Linked DNA regions of Homo sapiens: all the other regions are linked to region 7. A link is a contact called in ENCODE Hi-C or POLR2A ChIA-PET data. All regions are on one chromosome and are shown on one strand. The core of a region is the stretch at or near the end of the contact, and the rest is flanking DNA. Distances in the headings are between cores, read along the strand shown.

The links. A loop is a pair of places that touch in the nucleus more often than their neighbours do. ChIA-PET counts read pairs that join two places held with the same protein, here RNA polymerase II (POLR2A). Pooled maps may share reads with other maps.
Region 1: a map of naive thymus-derived CD4-positive, alpha-beta T cell shows a loop between it and region 7 (9-fold over the local background). The contact joins the promoter of ZNHIT3 here to the promoter of SYNRG in region 7. A Hi-C loop is called at or near these places in 2 of 168 maps with a recorded cell type or tissue (breast epithelium and naive thymus-derived CD4-positive, alpha-beta T cell) and 8 of 50 pooled maps.
Region 2: a loop to region 7 is called in a pooled map, with 5 times the contacts of the local background. The contact joins the promoter of MED1 here to the promoter of SYNRG in region 7. A Hi-C loop is called at or near these places in 8 of 50 pooled maps. POLR2A ChIA-PET finds 5 or more read pairs at or near these places in 2 of 52 experiments (HEK293 and activated B cell).
Region 3: a map with no recorded cell type shows a loop between it and region 7 (14-fold over the local background). The contact joins the promoter of RPL19 here to the promoter of SYNRG in region 7. A Hi-C loop is called at or near these places in 1 of 37 single-sample maps with no recorded cell type and 4 of 50 pooled maps. POLR2A ChIA-PET finds 5 or more read pairs at or near these places in 1 of 52 experiments (activated T-cell).
Region 4: a pooled map shows a loop between it and region 7 (9-fold over the local background). The contact joins the promoter of PSMB3 here to the promoter of SYNRG in region 7. A Hi-C loop is called at or near these places in 2 of 37 single-sample maps with no recorded cell type and 9 of 50 pooled maps.
Region 5: a loop to region 7 is called in a pooled map, with 8 times the contacts of the local background. The contact joins the promoter of CCL3L3 here to the promoter of SYNRG in region 7. A Hi-C loop is called at or near these places in 2 of 37 single-sample maps with no recorded cell type and 2 of 50 pooled maps.
Region 6: a loop to region 7 is called in a pooled map, with 9 times the contacts of the local background. The contact joins the promoter of RPL23 here to the promoter of SYNRG in region 7. A Hi-C loop is called at or near these places in 1 of 37 single-sample maps with no recorded cell type and 7 of 50 pooled maps. POLR2A ChIA-PET finds 5 or more read pairs at or near these places in 1 of 52 experiments (HepG2).

What each region holds. Positions count from the first base shown.
Region 1 is chr17:36,485,030-36,488,143 of GRCh38, forward strand. ZNHIT3 (zinc finger HIT-type containing 3) reads left to right here and starts at 1,652. Exons shown (of 5, transcript NM_004773.4): 1 at 1,652-1,756; 2 at 1,906-1,937. The coding sequence starts at 1,671. It overlaps LOC105371749 (a long non-coding RNA gene), which reads right to left and starts at 1,650. Exons shown (of 3, transcript XR_934710.4): 1 at 1,558-1,650. RefSeq lists an enhancer at 1,373-2,306.
Region 2 is chr17:39,449,558-39,452,811 of GRCh38, forward strand. It overlaps MED1 (mediator complex subunit 1), which reads right to left and starts at 1,706. Exons shown (of 17, transcript NM_004774.4): 1 at 1,481-1,706. The coding sequence starts at 1,505.
Region 3 is chr17:39,198,137-39,201,623 of GRCh38, forward strand. RPL19 (ribosomal protein L19) reads left to right here and starts at 2,147. Exons shown (of 6, transcript NM_000981.4): 1 at 2,147-2,213; 2 at 3,077-3,183. The coding sequence starts at 2,209. LOC124903996 (a long non-coding RNA gene) reads right to left here and starts at 3,078. Exons shown (of 2, transcript XR_007065745.1): 1 at 2,769-3,078; 2 at 2,019-2,662.
Region 4 is chr17:38,750,982-38,754,355 of GRCh38, forward strand. It overlaps PSMB3 (proteasome 20S subunit beta 3), which reads left to right and starts at 1,760. Exons shown (of 6, transcript NM_002795.4): 1 at 1,760-1,848; 2 at 2,169-2,353. The coding sequence starts at 1,846. It overlaps TRN-GTT2-5 (tRNA-Asn (anticodon GTT) 2-5), which reads right to left and starts at 873; the gene lies at 800-873. LOC100287808 (a long non-coding RNA gene) reads left to right here. Exons shown (of 1, transcript NR_149004.1): 1 at 1-771.
Region 5 is chr17:36,194,894-36,198,009 of GRCh38, forward strand. It overlaps CCL3L3 (C-C motif chemokine ligand 3 like 3), which reads right to left and starts at 1,865. Exons shown (of 3, transcript NM_001001437.4): 1 at 1,705-1,865; 2 at 905-1,019; 3 at 1-483. The coding sequence starts at 1,780. The coding sequence ends at 393. It overlaps LOC128966706 (a long non-coding RNA gene), which reads left to right. Exons shown (of 2, transcript XR_008485584.1): 2 at 1,237-1,574.
Region 6 is chr17:38,851,940-38,855,246 of GRCh38, forward strand. RPL23 (ribosomal protein L23) reads right to left here and starts at 1,782. Exons shown (of 5, transcript NM_000978.4): 1 at 1,759-1,782; 2 at 1,083-1,166; 3 at 665-793. The coding sequence starts at 1,771. It overlaps SNORA21 (small nucleolar RNA, H/ACA box 21), which reads right to left and starts at 1,056; the gene lies at 924-1,056. It also overlaps the pseudogene RPS20P35. RefSeq lists enhancers at 635-1,418, 729-1,928, 1,419-2,202, 1,926-2,035.
Region 7 is chr17:37,607,185-37,610,685 of GRCh38, forward strand. It overlaps SYNRG (synergin gamma), which reads right to left and starts at 2,234. Exons shown (of 22, transcript NM_007247.6): 1 at 2,095-2,234. The coding sequence starts at 2,171. It overlaps DDX52 (DExD-box helicase 52), which reads right to left. Exons shown (of 15, transcript NM_007010.5): 15 at 2,555-3,501.

The DNA.
Region 1 (3,114 bases), core at 402-2,901, 1.1 Mb before region 7:
GACTTTCTGGGATGCTTCAAGTTCAAATCATCAGTGGTACAACTGTTGAACAATATGAGGAACGCTGCGGGTTACTGGGCCTGTGTGGACCCGTTTTGGATTCTAAGCTGGGTCCTGGGCAGAAGTTGGAGGCTGGGGCAGCTGCAAGCAGGACAGGCAGGTGGCCAGAGGGCCCAGCAGCTTCAGCACTGAGGACTGGACTGGGTCGCCACGCCCAAAGGAAGGATAATTACTCACCTCCCACTCAAGAAGCAGGCGGCAGAACTGTTTTGGAGAGCATGGCTTGGGGCCTGGGACCTATGTTCATGCGGTCCAGACGGAGATCCATGAGAGTTAAGACTCTTTCTAGATATCAGGTAGCACTTCTGATTACAAAACTTTTGCACATGGTCTCCTCTCTGCTTTACAACAGCTCAGGAAAGTAGGCCCAAACATCCACTTTAATAGATGAGGGAGCTCAGAGGGGGTAACCAACCCCTCCAGGTCACACAGCCAGGGAGGGGGTTGAGCCAAGGTTCAAACCACTGCCTCGGTTGTTGCAGATACATCCCTGCAGACACCTTTATTGAAGAGGGACCCTGAAGGCTGAACGGCCAACACAGAAGAGGAGGCACTTGGGAGTAAGGGTGATTTATGGCCCTGGGAGGGCCCAGTGCAGGTAGGATGGGAGCTAAGGTAAGGCTGGGCCATGCCTAGCTGCAAGCAAATTTCCTTAAAAAACAAACAACAAAAAACATTACTTTTTCTAAACCTAAAGTTTGTGGTGGCATTCAAGTCCCATCATAGCCCATCTATCCAGACTCATCTGCCTGGGATCCCCGTCTTGGGACTAGTGGTCACTGGCCTGCTTCCTGGTCAATTAGCTTCCGGGACTAGGGGGAGGTGTGAGGAGCCTAGAGTGCAAAATTTAAGAAGCACTCAGTCTCAGGGGCGTGCAGGTGCAGGGTAGCGACGGCAGGACTCTAAGAGTGAGTCTCTTTCCTCCCCGTTTCCCCGTCCTACTTTCACTCTAAGCATTTAGTTCCCAGGGGACAGAGACGACTTCTTCATTAGAAGACCCCGGGGGGTCCCCAGCCCGGAAGGGCTCACAGTTGGAGCTCAAACATTTGCCACTGTTCAGGCTCATCTTTCTTTCCCCAGTGAAAAATGGTCTAGGTTGGGAAGGGCAGGTTCCTGTCTACTGCGTGATCCAACCGATTCTGGTTCGCCCAATGTCTGGACTTGTCCTTTGCCAAGAATAAGCAGATGAGATGGGCGGATGAACCCCAATGTCCCTGCAAGATTCAGGAAGTCCCAGCCAGAAAGTAAAGGACGTTTAGTTCCATGTATTGTTTTCTTTTTTACATGCGGGGCAACACACCTGGACAGTGTCGATGGCTTGCTCCAAGCCACACGGCCGCATAGGGACAGGGACTGGGCTACATAACAAGTTCTTCGACGCTGTGATCTAATCAAGGAAAACCTGGGACGCAGCTAATAGATGCGCATCGAGTGTATCGACGCTCTAAGTACGAGGGCTGGAACAGTGAGCAGGATCAGTCCATTGCTTTTGCCTACCTGCTGAGCGCTGATTGGTCCCCGTTTAGGAAACGGAAAAAGGGGCGTGCACGCGGGCGCGGCTGCGTGAGAGGCGCGCGGCGGCGCAGTGAACAGTCTCCTTCCACAAAACCATGGCGTCGCTCAAATGTAGCACCGTCGTCTGCGTGATCTGCTTGGAGAAGCCCAAATACCGCTGTCCAGCCTGCCGCGTGCCCTAGTGAGCGGGGAGGTCGCGGGGTCCAGGGGCGCGGGTGTCCGGCCATGGCGGGAGGGCGGGAGGCCGGGAGGCCGGGCGGGAGCGGGCGGGCTGCTGGAGGGGCCGGGGACCCTCGGGGCTGACGCGGCCTGTGGCCTCTGTTGTTACAGCTGCTCGGTAGTCTGCTTCCGGAAGCACAAAGGTGAGCCCCGTCCCCGCCAGCCCTCGTACCACTGCGCACGGGGCAGCCCCCACGTCCAGCCTCCGTCTTGGGGGCGTGGACCCTTGGGCTGCGCTTCCTTTCCCGCCTCGGGTCTCCGCGGGTTCTGCAGGAACCTTGCTTCCTCTGACTTGGTCCCTGGTGTCTCTGTGTGTCGGACAGTTCCCTCTGTTGTCCCTGCCTGTAATCGCTCTCAGGGTTTTGGTCAGTAGCCTTTCTTCTACCCCGCTTCTCCTTCTGCGTGTTACTCTTTTTTGCTTAGAAATAGTTTCCGATTGCTTTTCCCACCGAGGTCTACCCTAGCAGTTTCTTCCTCAGTATTCTGATGTAGCCCCTCACCATTTGGCTGAAACTGCGCTAACTTTAACAGTATTTTCACTCGTGTAAATAATGTCTTGTTAGAAACAAAGAGGTAAGTCCATGTACAATACAAGGAGACGTCCTTGATTTGTTAAGAGAAAAAAAGAACCAAGTAAGTTCTGTGTATGATGTGAACACACTTTTGTACAGTTAAAAAGAAGTGACCTGGCCGGGCGCGGTGGCTCACGCCTGTGGTCCCGGCACTTTGAGAGGCCAAGGCGGGTGGATCACCTGAGCCCAGGAGTTCGAGACCAGCCTGGCCAACATGGTGAAACTCCGTCTCTACTAAAAATACAAAAATTAGGCGGGCGAGGTGCGCGCCTGTAATCCCAGCTACTCAGGAGGCTGAGGCAGGAGAATCGCTTGAACCCGGGAGGCGGAGGTTGTAGTGAGCCGAAATCGCACCACTGCACTCCAGCCTGGGCTACAGAGCCAGACTCAGTCTGGAAAAAAAAAGAAAAAAAAAAGTTTGATGTAGGTGGGGCGCGGTGGGTCACGCCTGTAATCCCAGCACTTTGGGAGGCCGAGGCGGGCGGATCATTTGAGCTCAGGAGTTTGAGACCAGCCTGGGCAACATAGCGAAACCCCGTCTCTATAAACAAACAAAGCCAGGCGTGGTGGCCTGTGCCAGTGGTCCCAGCTACTCAGGAAGCAGAGGTGGGAAGATCGCTTGAGCCTGGGAGGAGGAGGTTGCAGTGAGCCAGGATCGTACCACTGCACTCCAGCCTGGGAGACAGCAAGACTGTCTCAAAAAAAAAAAAAAAAAAAGCTTGATGTAGATTCTTTCAGCTTATTTCCA
Region 2 (3,254 bases), core at 456-2,955, 1.8 Mb after region 7:
ACTGGAGTCCAGTGGCACTATCTTGGCTCACTGCAACCTCCACCTCCCGGGTTTGGGTGATTCTCCTGCCTCAGCCTACCAAGTAGCTGGGATTGCAGGCATGCCACTGTGCCTGGCTAATTTTGTATTTTTAGTAGAGAAAGGGTTTCACCATGTTAGCCAGTCTGGTCTTGAACTCCTAACCTCAGGTGATCCGCCCACCTCAGCCTCCCAAAGTGCTGGGATTACAGGAGTGAGCCACCACACCCGGCCTTTTTTTTTTTTTTTTTTTTTTGAGACGAAGTTTCGCTCTTGTAGCCCAGGTAGGAATGCAATGGCGCAGTCTTGGCTCACCACAACCTCCACCTCCTGGGTTGAAGCAATCCTCCCACCTCAGCCTCCCAGGTAGCTGGGATTACAGGCATTCACCACCACGCCCGGCTAATTTTGTATTTCTAGTAGAGACGGGTTTTCTCCATGTTGGTCAGGCTGGTCTCGATCTCCCAACCTCAGGTGATCCACCCGCCTCAACCTCCCAAAGTGCTGGGATTACACGCGTGAGCCACAGTGCCCGGCAATTTTTTTATTTTTTTTGTAGAGACAGGGCCTCAGTATGTTGCCCAGGCTGGTCGCGAACTCCTGGGCTCCAGGGATCCTCCAGCCGCAGCCTCCCAAAGCGCTGGGATTACAGGTGTGAGTCACTGCTCCCGGCCTCACCTTTCGACCTCTGCTCCAAAACACACTCTTTGTTTTTCTTGAGAAACCTGCTGATAAATATCTGTACTTCGATGCTCCAACACTTTTTGAGCGACTATTACGTGCCAGAAACTATACAAAAATAATCAGGCAAGGACTCTAATCTGCAAAGCTCAGAGGAAACTGGAGAAGATAAACAATAACACAGTTCACTGTATCAACAGAACTATGCCCAAAATGCTAAGGCAGCATCTTAGCCGGAGTGTGGAACTTTAGAAAATCTTAGTAAAGTTCCACAGAAAAGTTGTTTTTCTGCAGTTCGTAGTTCGGTCAATAAAAGAACGAAATTCAGCGCACTTTAAAAATACACAATGGCACAGGATCTGAACACTTGACATTGTAGAGAACTGCTGGCTGCTAATAAATATAAGGACCTAATCATTTCATTGATGCCAAAATAGTCTCCAGTACGTTTACACACAGCCCTAAATTTATTCAGGCGTCTCTTCTGGAACGAGATGTAAGCTGATTTTGTATTCATTTGCCCCGTCTCCCACCACTTTAGGCCAAAAGTGCCCTAGTCGAGCATGAAATCTTCACAGAAGTTGAGAGTCCCCATCGCCCTAAAGTCGAAGCTCTATAATCACCAAGGAGGGTATAGTGACAATCTAAAACTAATACACATTCCCTCTCCTGGACTCTATGCCCCTAAAGTGGCCCCCATGGGACATCTGCAAGAACCTCCTCTCACAAACTGGCTCCCCCAGTTGTGTCCCGCCCCCTCCTTTCCCCTACAGTCACTTACCCTCGGTTTCCCCCTGAGCTTTCATCCTGAAGGCGAGGAGAAGCTAGATCCGCCACAAAAGGATAAGCCCTTCCCCACCACTAACGGAGGAAACAAGTTGGCTCGGGATCCCGGGACGCAGGGCACCAGCAGTCCCTACTCTTCCCGGGAAGGATCAATCTGAAGTCCCCGGCGGCAAGAAGAGAAGGGTGCTCGAGGCCGCCGCCATCTTCCCCAACGGAACTTCCCAAAATTCGCGAGATAAACCGTGGTCCTGCCAGAGAGAGGAAGAGGACAGGGCATCGAAATCTCGCGAATATTGGTCAATGCGTCGGCCTCGCGAGATTTCTTTCAGCGCAGTCTTCCCTTTGATCTGAGCTGTCTCAGGCCTCGCGCCGCTGGATATTAAACCTGCCGGCCGGTAGCTTTCGGCTCCCCTGCGGAAACCGCCATTTTTTTTTTATTTTAGCAGTTAAACAGCTCGCAAATTAAAATCTCCAGATCCCTGTACTGAAAGACTAGCTTTTCTTTTTTTTTTAATTTTTTTTTTTTTTTTTTTGAGATGGAGTCTTGCTCTTGTCGCCCAGGCTGGAGTGCAATGGCACGATGTCGGCTCACTGCAACCTCCGCCTCCCGGGTTCAAGCGATTCTCCTGCCTCAGCCTCCCGAGTAGCTGGGATTACAGGCACCCGCCACCACGCCCAGCTATTTTTAGTAGAGACGGGGTTTCGCCGTGTTGGCCAGGCTGGTCTCGAACTCCTGACCTCGCTGTCCGCCCGCCTCGGCCTCCCAAAGTGCTGGGATTACAGGCATGAGCCACCACACCCGGCCATGACTAGATTTTCAAAGGCTATTGGTATCAGGAGTGTCTTATGAAAGATAAGTTTAACCTGAGATACTAGATGCAATAATTACATCCTAAGAAAGATAGTGGCGCATTGTAACATGACGTTCAAAGCGAGCCTATAGCACAGTTAATTCCCCTTTTCTCATTTTTTTAGTTTCAAAACTATTTCTGGCTAGGCGCAGTGGCTCATGCCTGTAATCCCAGCACTTTGGGAGGCCAAGGTAGGTGGATCATCAGGTCAGGAGTTTGAGACCAGCCTGGCTAACATGGTAAAACTCCGTCTCTACGAAAAATACAAAAATTAGCCAGGTGTGGTGGTGCGCTCCTGTAATCCCAGCTACTCGGGAGGCTGAAGCAGGAGAATCTCTGGAACCCGTGAAGCGAAAGTTGCAGTGAGCAGAGATCGCGTCACTGCACTCCAACCTGGGTGACAGAGTGAGACTGTCTCAAAAAGAAAAAACTGTATCCTTTACTATCCTCAAACTAAGTGTTCTTCACTTAGTAAGCATCTGTGGAGTCCTAATATGTGTATATTTGGAGCTGCTAATACAAACATGAAAACACGGCTGGTCGCGGAGCTACTCAGGAGGCTGAAGCAGGAGAAGCGCTTGAACCTGGGAGGCAGAGGTTGCAGTGAGCCGAGATCATGCTACTGCACTCCAGCCTGGGTGGCAGAGCAAGACTCTGTCTCAGACAAATAAACAAACATGAAAACACAACCCTAGCGCTTGATAGGCTAATCTTATTTAGAGTTCCGAAAATATGATTGGTCACTATAATCATAGGGGCTCAAAATTTTTTCATTAATTATTATGCCCTAAGTACCAATGCCAGATACCCAACTACACTTTATCATGGAAACTCTATACAAATAAAAAAAAAAGTCTGTACTAAGTGTTGCTAGGAAATTTTTAACTTTATAAAGCTTATAAATAAACTTTACTAACT
Region 3 (3,487 bases), core at 897-3,396, 1.6 Mb after region 7:
TCCCTCCAACATGGCTCTGGGGCTGCCGGTGGGAGGCTGAGGCTGAGATGGGGAGGGTGTCCAATAGAGACAGCAAAATAAATCCCAGGGGTCCAGGAGTTCTGCCCTAATCAGTCACTAGGATACACCGCCCCCCCAACCCCTGTTCTTCCAAAAGGCCAGGAATGGGGCTGGGTGAGGTCCCTGCTCTTGGATGAGAAAAGAGGAAGAAATATGGAGCTGAGAGAGGAGAAGCTGGTAAAATCAGATCTCATGACCTTTGACCTAGAATTGCGCCACCTTTACCCCTGATTTAGGGAGAAACATCCAAGATCTGGATGCCACCCACCATGACTGGTGGAGAGAAGAGGAATAGGAGATTCTGGGCAATAGACTCTGGCGCCAATTTGGCTCAGGCTGTTTCTGGTTGTATAGCCCCGGACAAATCACCTCTCTGAGCATCAGTTTCCTCCTCTCCTATAAAATGGGGTTGCTGGTACTGTGGAGTCTGTGTCACCTGGTATTATTGGGAGGATGAGGGAGAATTAAATGAATTGCTGGGGTGTTTGGAGAAGCTGTAAGTTTCAATGAAGGGGTCACTCATGACAGGAGGACCCATTCCCTTCCTACTCCACCCCTTCTCCTGCTCCACAGAAAGGAGAGATGGAGAAGACCCTCTCCAGGTCAAGTGACCTTACAATAAGGCCACCACCTTGCTGTGTTCCGCAGGACAGGAGACTATGGGACTCCTCCTCCTCACCCAACTCTAATAGCAAGTGAATGGTCAGTCTGTCATTCCTCTGATCACAACACCTTGGGGAAGGCGGAGCAGTGAGTGAAGATGAAGCCCATTAGAAACGTTCCAGGAGAGTTCCAACCCTGAGCAGGGTTTCCACCTGCCCCTTGGAGACAAGAAAGGCTGGCATAACCGCAAAAGTATGGGCTTTGCAATCAGAAATATCTGTGTTCTGAATCTGTTACCTTAGCTGTAAAATGAGGGCAACGCTAATCGTGTTGTTGTGAGGAAGTAGCATAAATGTTGCTTCCCTTTCTCTCTCTTCTACTTTCTCAGCCAGGAAAGTTGAGATGAAACGGATAGGGTGATCAGCAGGAACCAATCATGAGTTGGAGCCTCAATTCAGATGTAGACTTCTTAAACCCCAGAATGTTCTTCTTGGATTTTTACATTGGGTGTTCCAGATCAGAAGAAAAGGACTGCTTTTTTTTTTTTTTTGAGACGGAGTCTCACTCTGTTGCCCAGGCTGGAGTGCAGTGGCGCAATCTCGGCTCACTGCAACCTCCGCCTCCTGGGTTCAAGCGATTCTCCTGCCTCAGCCTCCCCAGTAGCTGGAATTACAAGCACGCGCCGCTACGCCCGGCTAATTTTTGTATTTTTAGTGGAGACAGGGTTTCACCATGTTGGCCAGGCTGGTCTCGAACTCCTGACCTCAAGTGATCCGCCTGCCTTGGCCTCCCAAAGTGCTGGGATTACAGGCATGAGCCATCGAGCCCAACCCAATTTTTTTTTTTTTTAATTTTACTTTCTGCAATCATTCATCCATTCAGCCAGTGCGGTATTTCTGAGGTGTGTTCGATCGCGGATCCATGCCTGCCGCAGTACAGTTGTGAGCCAAATGAGACTGAGACTAGTTCCCGCCCTCCAAGAGCTTGCAAGACCCGCAGTGGCGTAAAAACACTAACATCTTTTAGTGATCGATTCTGCACTCCAGGGGTTTTCAATCTACTACAAGAGTGAATAAGAGTTCGCCTTTGTCTGATATCTGTTGTCATTCTCTCTCGCTTCTTTAACTGATTTTTTCTCAGCTAATAAAACATCCACCCACAACCCCCCGAACGCCCGCAAACACCAGGCCACTCTAGCAAAACCTCTCTCACTCCGCCTGCGCAATCCAGCTGACTTCCGGTTACAGATAACCACGTGATTGGGAACCCTTGCTGCGCATGTCTAGTAGGAAGTCGGACTATACCACTTTCCCTACGGAAGGGGTACTTTTTTATGTTTTTAAGTTTAAAACCGATTTCTGATATTTGACTTTTATCATTTCAGGCCTATATGGAGGCTATGAGTGAGTTTAGTGTGGCAGAAGATGAAAGAACCGGACAGGAATACGGACGAAATTGGAGCAGGGTTTGGGCTCTCCCCTTCGCAGATAATGGGAGGAGCCGGGCCCGAGCGAGCTCTTTCCTTTCGCTGCTGCGGCCGCAGCCATGAGGTGAGGGCGAGCTGGTCTCCATCAGGCGCTGACGCGTGTCGACAAGGGACTGTCGGTCTTGGGACCGCAGCTGGGGTTGGGGGAGATGAAATGGAGGCCGCCCTAAAGCGGCCGGTCCCGGGGTTTGGGGTAGGCCGGAGCACTTTCGTCCCGGGCCTCCGGAGTGAGGGGGGGCGGGGAGCGTCGCAGCAACTGAGACCAGGAAAAGTCTGCCCCGGCTGGTGCCGCACCGCACACGTGTCCGGTCGACCCACGCGAGCAGAGCAAACGGAGCGAACAAGACCAAGCCGTGGGCCCTTTCTTGCTTGGCACACCCGGAGCGGAGCCGATCTCTGCTTTCACGTGATGTAGGGCAAGCCTAGTGTAGGCCCCAGGCCTCCGACTGCCGAGAGAGGTGATCTCTAACTCTTGACTCCATTCACTCCTTTGGCCTCTCATAAAGGAAATCTCTGCGAATAGCCGAACGAGGCTTGTTACTGTGATAAAACAGGGAAATAAGCCCAGAAAACAGAGTAACTTGCCTGCATTCCTAGACTAGAAATCAGGTCTACTCACCTCGAATATTCTTTAAACGCTGAGTACCAGAAATGGCATAACCCCCCTATTCAATCCAATAAGTCCTTGGCTTGACTTTCCAGAGGAGAAATGCGAACATGAGGCTCCGAGAGGTGAAGGCATAGCGTGGGTTTTGAAGTCTTAAACCCAAGGGGGCCAGCTGCATAGCCCAGAGCCTTAAAGATGATTTAGGGAAGAGTCTTATTTCGCGGCTGTGGTGTGGGTCACAAAGGGCAGGTCTTGATGGGGACGTTCATTCTTGCCCAGGATTGGCTTTCAGAGTCTAATCATGTTTTCTGTGTGTCTAGTATGCTCAGGCTTCAGAAGAGGCTCGCCTCTAGTGTCCTCCGCTGTGGCAAGAAGAAGGTCTGGTTAGACCCCAATGAGACCAATGAAATCGCCAATGCCAACTCCCGTGAGTACCTGGGATCTGTCTCTTCACCCTACTTCCTTCTTTTCTCCTGCGTCAGATTAATGATAACACAATTGTGTTGACTTTTTTTTTTTTTTTTAGACAGTCTTGCTCTGTTGTCCAGGCTGGAGTGTAGTGGTGCCATCTGATCATTGCAACCCCTGCTCCCAGGCTCAAGTGATTCTCCCACCTCAGCCTCCTGAGTAGCTGGGATTAGAGGTGTGCACCACCACACCCAGCTAATTTACTCTTTATATTTTATTTTATTTTTTTTGGGACAGAGTCTCACTTTGTCACCCAGACTGGA
Region 4 (3,374 bases), core at 510-3,009, 1.1 Mb after region 7:
ATACCAAGAGCTATTGCGAGGATCAGATCCCTTTAAAAATGGTGACGAGACAGGAGAGGGCGGCTCCTCTAGAGCTTTCCGGAACGTCTTTACCTCTGTGTCCTTTATACCTTTTATCTCCCCCAAACAAGGTCCTTAGTCAGTTTCTCCTTCTATTTCCCCATCTTCCTCCCCCACCTCCCTGTGTAGTTCTAGGGGGAAAAAATGTGTTGTTTTCCTTTTTTTCTGATGCTTCTAATATTAAATGCGTCTATTTTCCCACTCTCCATTGTCTTGAGGTCTTCCCCTACCCACCCTGCCTAGTTCTGTCACGTCCCTTCTTTCCCTGTATCACAACAATGTTCTCCCTTTCTCACCTTTGTTTCTCTTCATACTTGTTTCTCTCTCTGTGTCTCTCTCATTCTCTTCCCTTCCAAATGTAGTATTTGGAGACTGTAATATCGATTGAGGCAGACAATAGAAAACTGTCGAACCTCCACTGTAAATTCATTCTTAATCCTATGAAAAAATGCATCCTGAAACGTGTTGCATGCACAGTGAGACAAAAACCTGTGTCTTTAGGTTTCCTGCGATCTAGCTTGGAGGCGGGTTGGGGGGGTGTGGAGGGAAGTGCTGGAGAAATTATCCCATTATTGACTGAGCAGCAAAGAATTTTCAAGAACAGTGATTCTCCTAGAAAAAGTATTGCTGCTGCCATTTCAATGCAAAATTTGGCTTTTGAGTAAAAGGCTTAGGTTTTTATCTTCCGGGGAGAAAAAAAAAACCCAAAAGACAAAAAAAAAAAAAAAAAAGGTCATAGCGTCCCTGGGTGGGCTCGAACCACCAACCTTTCGGTTAACAGCCGAACGCGCTAACCGATTGCGCCACAGAGACCGAGTCGACTACCGGCGTAGTAGTGAGCCGAGTCAATGGGAGCGAGCCTGGACGGCGCAGACGCCGTAAGAGATGCCGCCATCGGGCGAAATAAGTGGAACCCGGGGGAGAAAGGGAAGGATCCTGATGGGGGAGGGAGGCGAAAGAGCTTGGGAGGAGAGGACGCGGGACGTGCACGCCCTTCCTCCATTGGAACGGCGAGAGGTCGACTCTGGCTATCCTCAGGTTCTACCTCAAACGTGGAGAGGCGCGGAACGTCCCTTTTTAGGGTGACCTGAGATTGAGGATACGTGAAGTCGGGCCGCAGGAAGTCCCCCAAATCAGAACAAGCTTCGGCTTCCAAACTCCCTTTCACAGCTGAACCCCTGCAGCCGCAAAATACCCGCGACGCCTACACGCGACGCCTTCCCCTTCCCACCTGCATCATTAAATTTCCATTTAATGGGCGCCTCCTATATACTAGGCACTGTTGTGGGCCAGTGAATATTCCGAGCCTAGGCAAGTGCCTGGTACACAGTAAACGCAGGATTTCTGGAGTGAATAAATAAGCTAGCACGACTAATACGACGAACTCATACATCACGTTGATAAGCGTCACGGTGCCCCTTCAGCTGGGGCCGCAGCTTCCTAAACCCAGTTTCACCAGCCCACGTGCGCGCAGGCTCCGCCCCCAGTCCCTGAGGTCCCGAGTCCAGGTCCGCCGAGATCCCACTATGCACCGTGTCGCAAGTCTCTTCCGCAGCCACAGTGACTTTTCACTTCCGCTTTTCCCGCCTCCGTTTTGACTTTGCAACCAAACTACCTGTACTGGTGACCGACAGGGACGTGTGACCAATAGAAAGCCCAGATGTCCAGGAAGAGTCCGCCTATCAGCCAATGAAGAGACAGCAGTGAGAGCGGTTGCGCAGTGAAGGCTAGACCCGGTTTACTGGAATTGCTCTGGCGATCGAGGGATCCTAGTACACCGCAATCATGGTGAGATGGGGAGTTAAAGCAAAGGGGCATGGGGAAGGATTGAGAAGCGGAGGGGGTCAGGAGAGGCTTGGGGACGAAAAGGGCCTAGGGTCGATGGAAGGAAGCGGTTTCAGTTCGAGGGGAGCGGGCCCCGGTGAGGACCAAGAGGGTGAGTGCGGCTCATTGCCGCCACACAGTGCTCATCCCAGCTGGAGAACCAGGGGTTCAGACGCCTCCGGAATGGAGAACGGGCGTACAGGAGCCTCCGCATCAGGAGCTGGGCCGGGGGCTGTGGCAGCGTTTGACCCCCCGCGCTGACCCCTCCGCTCTGTCTGTCCTAGTCTATTATGTCCTATAACGGAGGGGCCGTCATGGCCATGAAGGGGAAGAACTGTGTGGCCATCGCTGCAGACAGGCGCTTCGGGATCCAGGCCCAGATGGTGACCACGGACTTCCAGAAGATCTTTCCCATGGGTGACCGGCTGTACATCGGTCTGGCCGGGCTCGCCACTGACGTCCAGACAGTGTAAGTTTCAAGGGTCCCCGCCCACACCCAGGCCTCTTCTTGGACCATCCAACCCCGGCGTCTTGACCGGCCAAGGTGTCAGTCATCTACCACACACCACCAGTGAGTTTGAGACTTTGCCGCCTCCAAAAAACATGTCCTTCCCTTTCTTTTTTTTTTTTTTAGACAGGGACTTGCTCTGTCACCCAGGCTGGAGCTCAGTGGCATGATCTCAGCTCACTGCAACCTCCACCTCCCAGGCTCAAGCGATTCTCGTGCCTCAGCCTCCTAAGTAGCTGGGACTACAGGCGCGCACCACCATGCCTGGCTAATTTTTGTATTTTTAGTAGAGACAGGGTTTCACCATGTTGGCCAGGCTAGTTTCGAACTCCTGACCTCAAGTGATCCACCTGCCTCAGCCTCCCAAAGTGCTGGGATTACAGGCATGAGCCACCACACCTGGCCTGACTTTGATTTTGACAACAATTTTGAGCAGACAAGACAAGCCCAATAGAAACATCTTGCAAGCAGTTGGGGTTTTGTTATTACATCTCAGGGTTGGGGAAGCATTGGCAATGTGCCAAATCTATGGGAGCAGATTCTGGAGAGACAAAGTCTGTAGGGAGGGAAATAATGAGCGGCAGTTTGAGAGCTGAACGTTACATTTAGCAGTGAGGGGCGAAGAGAAGCCAGAGAAGAATAAGAGAGGAAAAGAACGGTGATAGGTTTTCAGGAGGGAATACGTGGTCACAGGGGGCAGGTCCTGCAGGGTACTGGTGCCTGAGGAGCAGCAGGTCCTGGATTTGTTTCCTAGAAGGTGGAGAGACTAGCTCACAAGCGTGGGTGGATGCCTGTCAGAAAATGTTCTCATTTCGGCTGGGCGCGGTGGCTCACACCTGTAATCCCAACACTTTGGGAGGCTGAGGTGGGCGGATATCTTGAGATCAGGAGTTCCAGACCAGCCTGGCCAACATGGTGAAACGCTGTCTCTACTAAAAATACAAAAATTAGCCAGGCTGGGTGGTGGGCACCTGTAATCCCA
Region 5 (3,116 bases), core at 615-3,114, 1.4 Mb before region 7:
TTATTTCCCCAGGCCGATCACAGCCCTGAACAAAAGCATCTGATACACATTTGTCAGTCTGGTGGCTTTGGTGCCATGACTGCCTACACAGGCCGATGACAGCCACTCGGTTGTCACCAGACACACTGTGAGGGAAGGTGGAGGGGACAGGGGGAACTCTCAGAGCAAACAATCACAAACACACTGTGAAATCAAAAATAAATTATAAAAACTAAATAGTATAAATAAATTAAAATTTAAGTTAAGAAGAGTCCCACAGTGTGGCTGTTTGGCAATAACCAGTCCATAGAAGAGGTAGCTGTGGAGGTCACACGCATGTTCCCAAGGCTCAGGCTCCTGCTCCTCCCCACTGGGCCCACTGAGGTCGCTGGGCCTCGAAGCTTCTGGACCCCTCAGGCACTCAGCTCCAGGTCACTGACGTATTTCTGGACCCACTCCTCACTGGGGTCAGCACAGACCTGCCGGCCTCTCTTGGTTAGGAAGCTGTGGAGAAGGGAGGAAGAGTTAAGCACTGGGGAATCCAGCCGGGGAATCCTGGGCCCACCATGGCCCTGACATCCTGCTCTCTGTCCTGGGCAGCTCAAGGCCTGCTCCTCTCTCAGGGGCCCCCTGCCTATCTCCGTCTAGAGAGCTTCTCTCAGTGACTCCAGGCAAGGGGGCCCTCAGAGTGTCCTGCTGCCTCCTTCTTCCTGTCCCTTTCCTCTGGCCTGGGGCAGCCCTTCCTGACTCTGTAACACCCACCTCACTCCAGCCCCAAGTCAGGTCACACCTCAGTGCCCTGCGTCCTGTATCCCCGATAGGCTCCTGAAGGCTGGGCCTTTCCAGGATGGCCTTCTGGCCTGTTTCTGCCCCCACCCTGACACTCCCTACCTCCCTAGAGGTGAGCAGGAAGACTGGCACTTACATGACACTGGGCTTGGAGCACTGGCTGCTCGTCTCAAAGTAGTCAGCTATGAAATTCTGTGGAATCTGTCGGGAGGTGTAGCTGAAGCAGCAGGCGGTCGGCGTGTCAGCAGCAACTGCGGAGAAAGGAGAGAATAAGCCCGAGTCACAGCTCAGAAGAAAAGGCCAGGCAGCTTCTGATCCCTGAGTGGTTGAGGAGGGCAGGCTTGCTCAGACCAAGTGACTGCAAGGCATTTGGGGGGTTTTGCAGAGAAATGTCTCTTTGTTTCTGTCTATATTCCTCTTTCCCCTTGACTCTTCATAGTGGGTTCTCTGTTTCTCTATGTGATCCAGATACCTGAATGGACTGTTCTCTTAGCTCTCTTCATGGAATTTTGTCGGTTCAAGAAGTCATACCCCAGCCCAAGAGAAGCCCTGGACATCTCTCATAAGACATCCAAGGGACAGGGCTCCTGGGAGACCTAGGGTGAGCTGGAGAGTGAAGAACAGACCCCACTGGGAAGTAAGCAGCCCTGGATTCTGCCTCTTGCAAACTGATTCGTTTTGAACCCTGTTTTTCTATCTGTACAAGGGACTGTAACTCCCCTGCCCCTGCCTAGATTCTCATACCTGGAGACTAGGAGGGCTAAGACCCCTTCTAGAGATAAAAATAAAAGTTGTGAAGAAAAAGACCAAGGTGTTTGGCAGCGCTTTAAGAACTTCCTTCTTTTCTCTTCGGGGCTCTCAGGCCACAAAAAAAGACTGATGTGGTCTAACCATGGCCAGAGAGTGGTGATACCCACAACAACAACATGGACTCACGTGGTGCAGAGAGGACCTGGTTGCAGAGAGCCATGGTGCAGAGGAGGACGGCAAGGGCAGCAGTGGAGACCTGCATGATTGGGAGCAGGTGATGGAATGTGGGCTCGAGTGTCAGCAGAGCCAAGAAGGGACTGACTACTCTTTGCTGCCTGCGTCCTTCTGATGTCTGAAGCCATCTCTCCTCTTTATAGGCAGCCCTGGCGGATGGGGAAATGGAATCTGGGGGTGAGGAGGGAAATTTTTAAGTGTAGTGATGCTGTCATGCTGAGTGTTGCACAACTCAGGGTCCCTGGTGACCACAGGGGCTCAGGATATCCAAGAATAGCATCTCTGAGCTACTCTCTAACTCTCAGCTCTCAACTCATGACTGGTTCTAGCTTCATGGGGTTTCTCCTGTGAGTGTGAAGAGGGGTGTGTGTCAACCCAAGGCTATTCTTAGTTGATCCCTTCTCATAAGAACTGGTCTATGCAGCCAGGCATGGTCGCTCACACCTGTAATCCCAACACTTTGGGAGGCCGAGGCTGCAGATCACCTGAGGTCAGGAGTTTGAGACCAACCTGACCAAGAAAGAGAAACTCCATCTCTACTAAAAATACAAAAGTAGTCAGGCGTGGTGGCACATGCCTGTAATCCCAGCTACTCGGGAGGCTGAGGGCAGGAGAATCGCTTGAACCCAGGAGGTGGGGGCTGTGGTGAGCTGAGATCATGCCATTGCACTCCAGCCTGGGCAACAAAAGTGAAACTCCATCTCAAAAAAAAAAAAAAAAAAGAATTGGTCTATGCATGAACTCTCCAGCCCCATTCCTTCCCACAGAGCTGTAATTCTGCTTCCTCAGCTGCTATAACCACAAGGATAGGGTCAATGGGCTGATGCTGTGGAGGGCTAGACAACCCCCAGTCCTCCCAGAGGAAAGGAACTCAATGAAAGCTGGAGGAATAGAAAGCATGAGGTCACGTTTCAGTCATTTGTCTATTTATTAGTCTCGGAGTGACTGGGGCGCTGTGTTAAACGCTAGTTGTGGATCATAAAAATACTTTAGAGGTGGGTGTCAGTATGTCAGGTGCCTAGAAATATGTGTAGCCATTAACCTAGAAAAAGCATTTCTGGGAAAGAGTTCTGTGGAAACAACCCAAATATGGAGCCATCTTCAAACATAAAGATACCTGACCCAGCATCATTTATAACTCTAAAATAAGCAAAGCTAAATTTTTCTCTATCAGGGAATGATAAATTATCCACAAGATCCTTTATTATTAAGTCTCTAACGTGAATGAAGTGGCATAAATATGCTTATAACATCAGTGGTTAAAAAAAAAGCAAGATAAAACATTATACAAATTCTATAAAATTTGAAGAATTGTATAAAGATATATATATGCCATGCCAACTCTAGGCATGGAAAAAATTAAA
Region 6 (3,307 bases), core at 532-3,031, 1.2 Mb after region 7:
AAATGCACCAAACACCAGAAGTTCTAAAGCCAGACAGGACACAAGCTGCAAGTATTTTGAGGCCTCCCCCTTTAAATCATACACCTGACAGGAAAAATTTTGAGTGGGGAGCCTGAGATTAAGTAATGAGCAATTAGCCGGGTGTGGTGGTGCACACCTATGATCCCAGCTACTCGGGAGGCTGAGGCAGGACAATCTCTTGAGCCCGGGAGGTGGAGGTTGCAGTGAACAGATATGTGCCACTGCACTCCAGCCTGGGCAACAAGTGAGACTCCATCTCAAAAACAAATAATAAAATAAGCAACGGGCAGCTTGTTTTCGTTTTGTAATATATTTTTTTTTGAGAGCCCAGGAGGCGGAGGTTGCAGTGAGCCAAGATCGTGCCATTGCACTCCAGTATGGGCTGGGCGACAGAGAGAGACTCCATCTCAAAAAACAAAACAAAACAAAACAAAAACAACAACAAAAAAACAACTAAGGTATGGAAGTGACAAGATGATGGTCCCCCCTCCAACACAATATGAGCAAAAACTTAAGATACTTATCTCACACTGCCTCTCAATGGAAAACAAACTTGAGGCCTTGAAAACTGATCCATTTTCCAATAAAGGAAAGCGTCCCCCCACTACTCATCAGTATTAAGGTGGGCTCAGTGTTTACTCACCCTTTTTTCTGAGCTCTGGTTTGCCTTTCTTGACTGTGGCCATCACCATGTCACCCACACCAGCAGCGGGAAGTCTGTTCAGCCGTCCCTTGATCCCCTTCACGGAGATGATATACAGGTTTTTGGCTCCTACAAAAGAATGTAAATAAAAATAAAAAATGTTGAGGGCCATCAGGCCGTTCCATCAGTATAACATTTCCCAAACACTTCCAAAGCCCCTCCCTCCACTCACTGCCCAAGCAGTTAGTCCGCAAGAACGCCTTGTCACACCACCGATTGAAGCAAACAACACATGTTGCCACTTCACCCAAAAGCGATGTTTTCACTCTCCCCTTTCTTGACGGCTCAATAGGTCATTAGCCACAGGCCCATTGAGTGCTTTTAAAAGGGGGAGTATAGCAACGTGCAAAGACCTCACCTGTGTTGTCAGCACAATTGATTACAGCTCCTACCGGAAGACCCAAGGAAATCCGGAATTTCGCACCAGAGGACCCACCACGTCCTGTGGATATAAAGGGAAGGGAAACAGGATAAAGAGATCACAATCTAGACATGGTTCGGAGTTCCCCCTCATACTCAAGCTGTAATTCACCGCACATGCTTTGATAGACTGTACGCTATAGATTAGCTCGCTCGGATTTTACTTATGCCGTCCCCATGTGCCACCCGATTCTCACGGAAAGTAGCCTATTTCTTACTATTAACACTCTGACATCGAAATTAAGAAACCTAGACGACTCAACCCTTGCTCTAACTTTCGCAAAACGCAATTACTCCTGCAAGGCATAAAACCGCAGAGGTCGCGCAAACCAGGGCCTAATCCAGTCTAACTTCAACCCCATTACGATAGCCCTATTCGCGGAGCGATCTCGCGGTATCCAGACTACATTCACGTCGGGATCCTGCCATCTCAACTCTCCAGCACCCCACTGCCACTTTCGAGGGCCCTGGCAGTGCTCTCGCGGTGGCCTGGCTCTCTCTCTCCGGCCTGAAGGAGAGCAAAGCGCCCCAGCTGCCTAGGGCCACCGCTCCTGACGAATCCGCCAGCCACTGCACGACAGATGGTGGAGGATCCTCCAGAAACAAAACCTCACCTCGCTTCGACATCTTGAACGCCGGAAAAAAGAAAAAAGGAAGTCGATTCAAAGGACACTGGGATATGAACTTTAACGCCCCGCCCACCCTCCTCACGTGGCCGGAGCAAAAACCGGCCTCTTCCGCCTCTGGGCGCTGCCTTATTACGTAATAAGTTTACGACGTCGCTTTTAGCCCTCTCTGCGAAGTGGGAGTTGAGGTAGAAGCGCAAGAGATAGGAAGTATCTTCTCTACGAGCTTAAGAGTAGTTAGGGACATGGAAACAGTGATTTGTTAACTTGCTCACGACCTCTTTTGACCACTTAATAGTGCCAGGCACTTATCTGCACACTAGAGAATAGGAATTAAAACACGGTTTGTGCCGTGTGGGGGTTCCCCAAGGAACAAAGAAAGTGGGGGAGGGAGGGAGAACAAGCTCTAAACGGTTTCGTTGAATGTAATACAGTTGAGAAGTGCTGCAGATCATTCCATCTATGTGTTCTTGGTATCATACCATTCTGTATTTTACATATACAGTATTGCTCTATTTATTGACCCGTCCCCCCCAACACACACTCTTTTTTTCTTTTTTTGAGACCGAGTCTCACTCTGTCGCCCAGGCTGGAGTATAGTGGCGAGATCTCAGCTCACTGCAACCTCCGTCTTCCGGGTTCAAGCAATTCTCTGTCTCAGCCTCAGAGTACCTGAGACCACAGGCGCCCGCCACAACGCTGGGCTAATTTTTGTATTTTTAGTAGAGACGGGGTTTCGCCATGTTATTGGCCAGGCTGGTCTCGAACTTCTGATCTCAAGTGATCTGCCCGCCTTGGTCCCTCAAAGTGCTGGGATTACAGGCGTGAGCCCCCGCGCCAGGCCTAATTGCTCCTTTCACAGCTTCAGCCGCCCCTTATTCTCTGGGTTCTTTCCTTCCCACGATACATTAATTCACATACTTATTGAGCTCCTACTTTACAGCAGGTTCTGTCCAGGGCGTACAGCGGATTACATCAGAGAACAAAATAGATCAACATTCTTTTCCTTATGGAGCTTACATTCTGCTGGGGTGCAGGTGGAGGAGGATATTAGACACTAAACAAAAGATATAATAAGTAATTGCAGTATGTAGTATGTTAGATGGGGATATGTATTATAAAAATATAAATAGTATCGCTTCTCGGCCTTTTGGCCAAGATCAAGTGTAAAATATAAATAGTGGCCGGGCCTTGTGGCTCACGCTTGTAATCCCAGCACTTTGGGAGGCCGAGGCGGGTGGATCACGAGGTCAGGAGATCGAGACTAGCCTGGCCAACACAGGGAAACTCCGTCTCTACTAAAAATACAAAAATTAGCTGGGCGTGGTGGCGGGCGCCTGTAATCCCAGCTACTCCGGAGGCTGAGGCAGGAGAATCGCTTGAACCCAGAAGGCAGAGGCGGCAGTGAGCCGAGATCGCGCTACTGCACTCCAGCCTGGGCGACAGAGCTAGACTCCGTCTCAAAAATGTATATAGATAAATAGCTCTTTGAGGAAGACGCGGTCGTAGGTGTTGCGGATCGCTGATCCGCACGCTC
Region 7 (3,501 bases), core at 984-3,483:
TTTACAAAGGGGGGAAATTTTAAAATCATTCTAATTTCTATCAAAATTCAACCCATATTTATTTTAAAAATTTGTGTCCATGGACCAATGATACTCAAATACTGCAAACTAAAGGGAATAATGCACTTGAATTTCTGAACCTGAGGTCCTCCCCATCCAAAAACATTTTTTAAGTAAATAAAAATTTGGGCCTAGATATCAATTCTTCTAAGTTTACATTTTCCCAGAACTTGGTGCCATGATTAATCATATACTTGATCAAATTAATACCATCCAGGGACATTTTAGAAACTGTAATCACATATAGGAAATAAATAGAGGATGCCGGGCGTGGTGACTCAAGCCTGTAATTCTAGAACTTTGGGAGGCCAAGGTGGGCGGATCACTTGAGGCCAGGAGTTTGAGACCAGCCTGGCTAACATGGTGAAACCCCGTCTCTACTAAAAATACAGAAATTAGCTGGGCGTGGTGGCGCACGCCTGTAATCCCAGCTACTTGGGAGGCTGAGGCAGAAGAATCGCTTGAACCCGGGAGGTCGAGGTTGCAGTGAGCCGACATCGTGCCACTGCACTCTAGCCTGGGTGACAGAACGAGACTCTGTCTCAATCGATCAATCAACAAAATTAGCCGGGCATGGTGGCGCGCACCTGTAATCCCAGCTGCTCCGAGGCTGAGGCAAGAGAATCGCTTGGACCCAGGAGGCAGAGGTTGCAGCGGGTCGAGATCACGCCGCCGCACTCTGGCCTGGGCAACAGAGCAAGACTTCCTCTCAAAAAAAAAAAAAAAAAAAAAAAAACAAGACAAAAGAAAAAGAAAAAACAAATAGAAGGGAATTATTACATATGTTTCTTCTCCAGCCAGAAACTGGCTTACACGAAGTATTTATTTTTTAAAAAACCCTCTAATGAAACAACGGAGAGAACAAAAGAGAAAGCAAAAAGTTTAAAAATCTAAAGTTAAAGATGTGCAGAGGAAATGAAAAATGGGGTTACACACAGGTGGTTTATTGAACAGCCACTGCTCGTTTCCTGACAAGCACCTGCAAGAGGTGATAACTTTAAGGTCCTTACACTTTTGTAGTGTTCACGACTCCGAAATTGAAACACTGCATATAAAAAAAAAACCTAACACTTCGTTTTCCAAAGACAATTTAGGATACTGAAGATGCAAAGCTACTTTTACCTCCAAATGTGTGTGCTGTTGTGTGTTGGTTAGTAAAACAAAATCAGACTAGGTCATTATAGAAGTGGAGTGAAAACTTCCTAGAATAAAATATTTCCTTAAATGATAACGAATCTGTCAGCTTGTAAAACGTACATCTCCCTTACCATTCTGGGTATAAGAACCACGGCAGTTCTTGGCTGAAATGTGGCAGAGGGCAGATTTGTTTAAGGGCTGAGTCTGGAAGCTTTGTTCTAATAAATGCGCAACTGCTGTTTAACAGTGCACTTTCTTTGTTTTTAAATGCCTTTTTAAAAAGAAGACAGACAAGTCTTAAGAGTTAGTGTACAAGACAAGAACTCTATCTCAAGACCATTACTAATTCAGAGGTCTTTAGATGTTCCTGCTGTTTGTCGCGGGTTAAGGAAATAAAGAGGACAGGACACTCTAAAAGGGGAAGAGACAAATAGTCCACACACACACCCCCCTTGGAAACAGTCCTCCAGCTTTGTGAACAGATTTTTAAAGCCCTCCCTCCAACATATCCGGTTAAGTCTAGAAAGCCCAAGGAAAGGGAAGACCCTGGTCGCTTCAGAGGCAGCTAGGACTAGGAGCGGAGTCGCGGTTCCTGATTTGCCCCGCCCCCCCCCACCCCAAGAGGACCCTCATCTTCTCTCCCCTCCCACACTGGGCGCGCGCTCGCTCCCCGCTCGATTCCAGGCGGCCGGCGCCCCCAACTGATCCCGGAACACCAGCGTCCAGCACCTGGGCTCCACACGCCCCTTTCGGCCTGGGTCCCTGGGGGATGACCCTCCTCCCGCAGCCCAGTTCCAAGGAAAAGGATCAGGGCTGGAGAAAACTGCCATAACTGCCAAGCGCCCCTCGCCGCCCCCGCGGAGGCCAGCGGGCTCCCGCCCGGCTCTTCACACCTACCCGCCTCCCCCGGCGGACCCCGCGCCAGCTCCCGCGGCCCCGCCGCCACCAGAACCAGCTCCTGGCCGCAGCGCCATCTTGCTCCCGACCTGCCGCTGCCTTCGCCGCCGCCACCTTATCAGCAGCTGTCAGCTGAACACAGCCACTTCCGGGTCAAACACCAGGCCCCACCTCGCCGCGGACCGGGCGATGGGGCGGGGCCTCGCGCCCACGTGACTCCCCCGGCCCTCGGGGAGGCGTGGCGCGCCCACGGCACGTGACCCGGCGCCGCAGGGGTCCCCCAGATTCAATTCTAGCTCTCGGGCTGGTGGGGCGGTCGCGGGCGCCTCTCCAAGGGAGCTGATTCATTGTCTGGTAGGCCCTCTGCAGGGCCCAGCTGGCGGCCCAGTGGCAAAGCGCCGTTGGTCCTCCGTTTGAAAACCATGATCGCGGTTAGTGGAAAGAGTAGGCTGAGTCCTGATTTTTAAACTATACGGTGGGTACACTGGTGTTCTTTTATTGTTACTCTTTACACACAAAGAACAGATAGGTCCTGAAGGGCCCTTTGATAGTCTCGCAGCACTGATGAGTGATCAGCTCTCCCCTCTTTCTCTGGAACTCGGTAGCTTCATGTTGGCACCTATCACAGACGCTGAAGGCATTTAAATTTTATTTTAAATCAACCAAGAGCCCAAAAACCCAACCCATATTTCGAAAAAACTCCAAGGTGTACTACTCTTGTTTGGTTCTGCCATCCTGCCACCTTACAGTCCTTTTGTTTTTCCTATTCTTGCAGGCAAGTGCAAAACAGTGGTTTTTGGAAGGCAATTCATAATTACTCTGAAGCTATTTCGGCATATTTTTTACTGATTTTTTTTTTTTTTGAGACAGGGTCTTGCTCTGTTGTCCAGGCTGGAGTGCAGTGGCATGATCATGGCTCACAGCAGCCTCAGCCTCCCTGGCTCAAGCGATCCTCTCGCCTCAGCCTCCTGAGTAGCTGGGACCACAGGCATGCACCACCACACCGGGCCAATTTTTTTTTTTTTTTTTTTTTTTTTTTTTGTAGAGATAGGATCTATGTTGCCCAGGCTAGTTTCAAACTGCTAGGCTCAAGCTATGCTCCCACCTCGGCCTCCAAGTGCCAGGGTGTGAGCCACATGCCTGGGCTGTGATTTTTTTTTTTCTTTTAATCAAACTACTGTCTGGAAGTAAAACATGAAAGTTGAGTAATTTTCTCAAGCACGTAGTTTGCTTGCTAACAAGTAATGGATTAATTAGCTTTACGTTTTCACTCTTGTCTCAAGGTTTTTACTGGGTAATAATTTGTAATAAGTTATTAGGCACAAACCACTGGTCAGGAACTGTACACGCATTTTAAAAAATCCTCAGTATCCTTAGGAGTTACAATTGGCATCTTACAGATGAGAA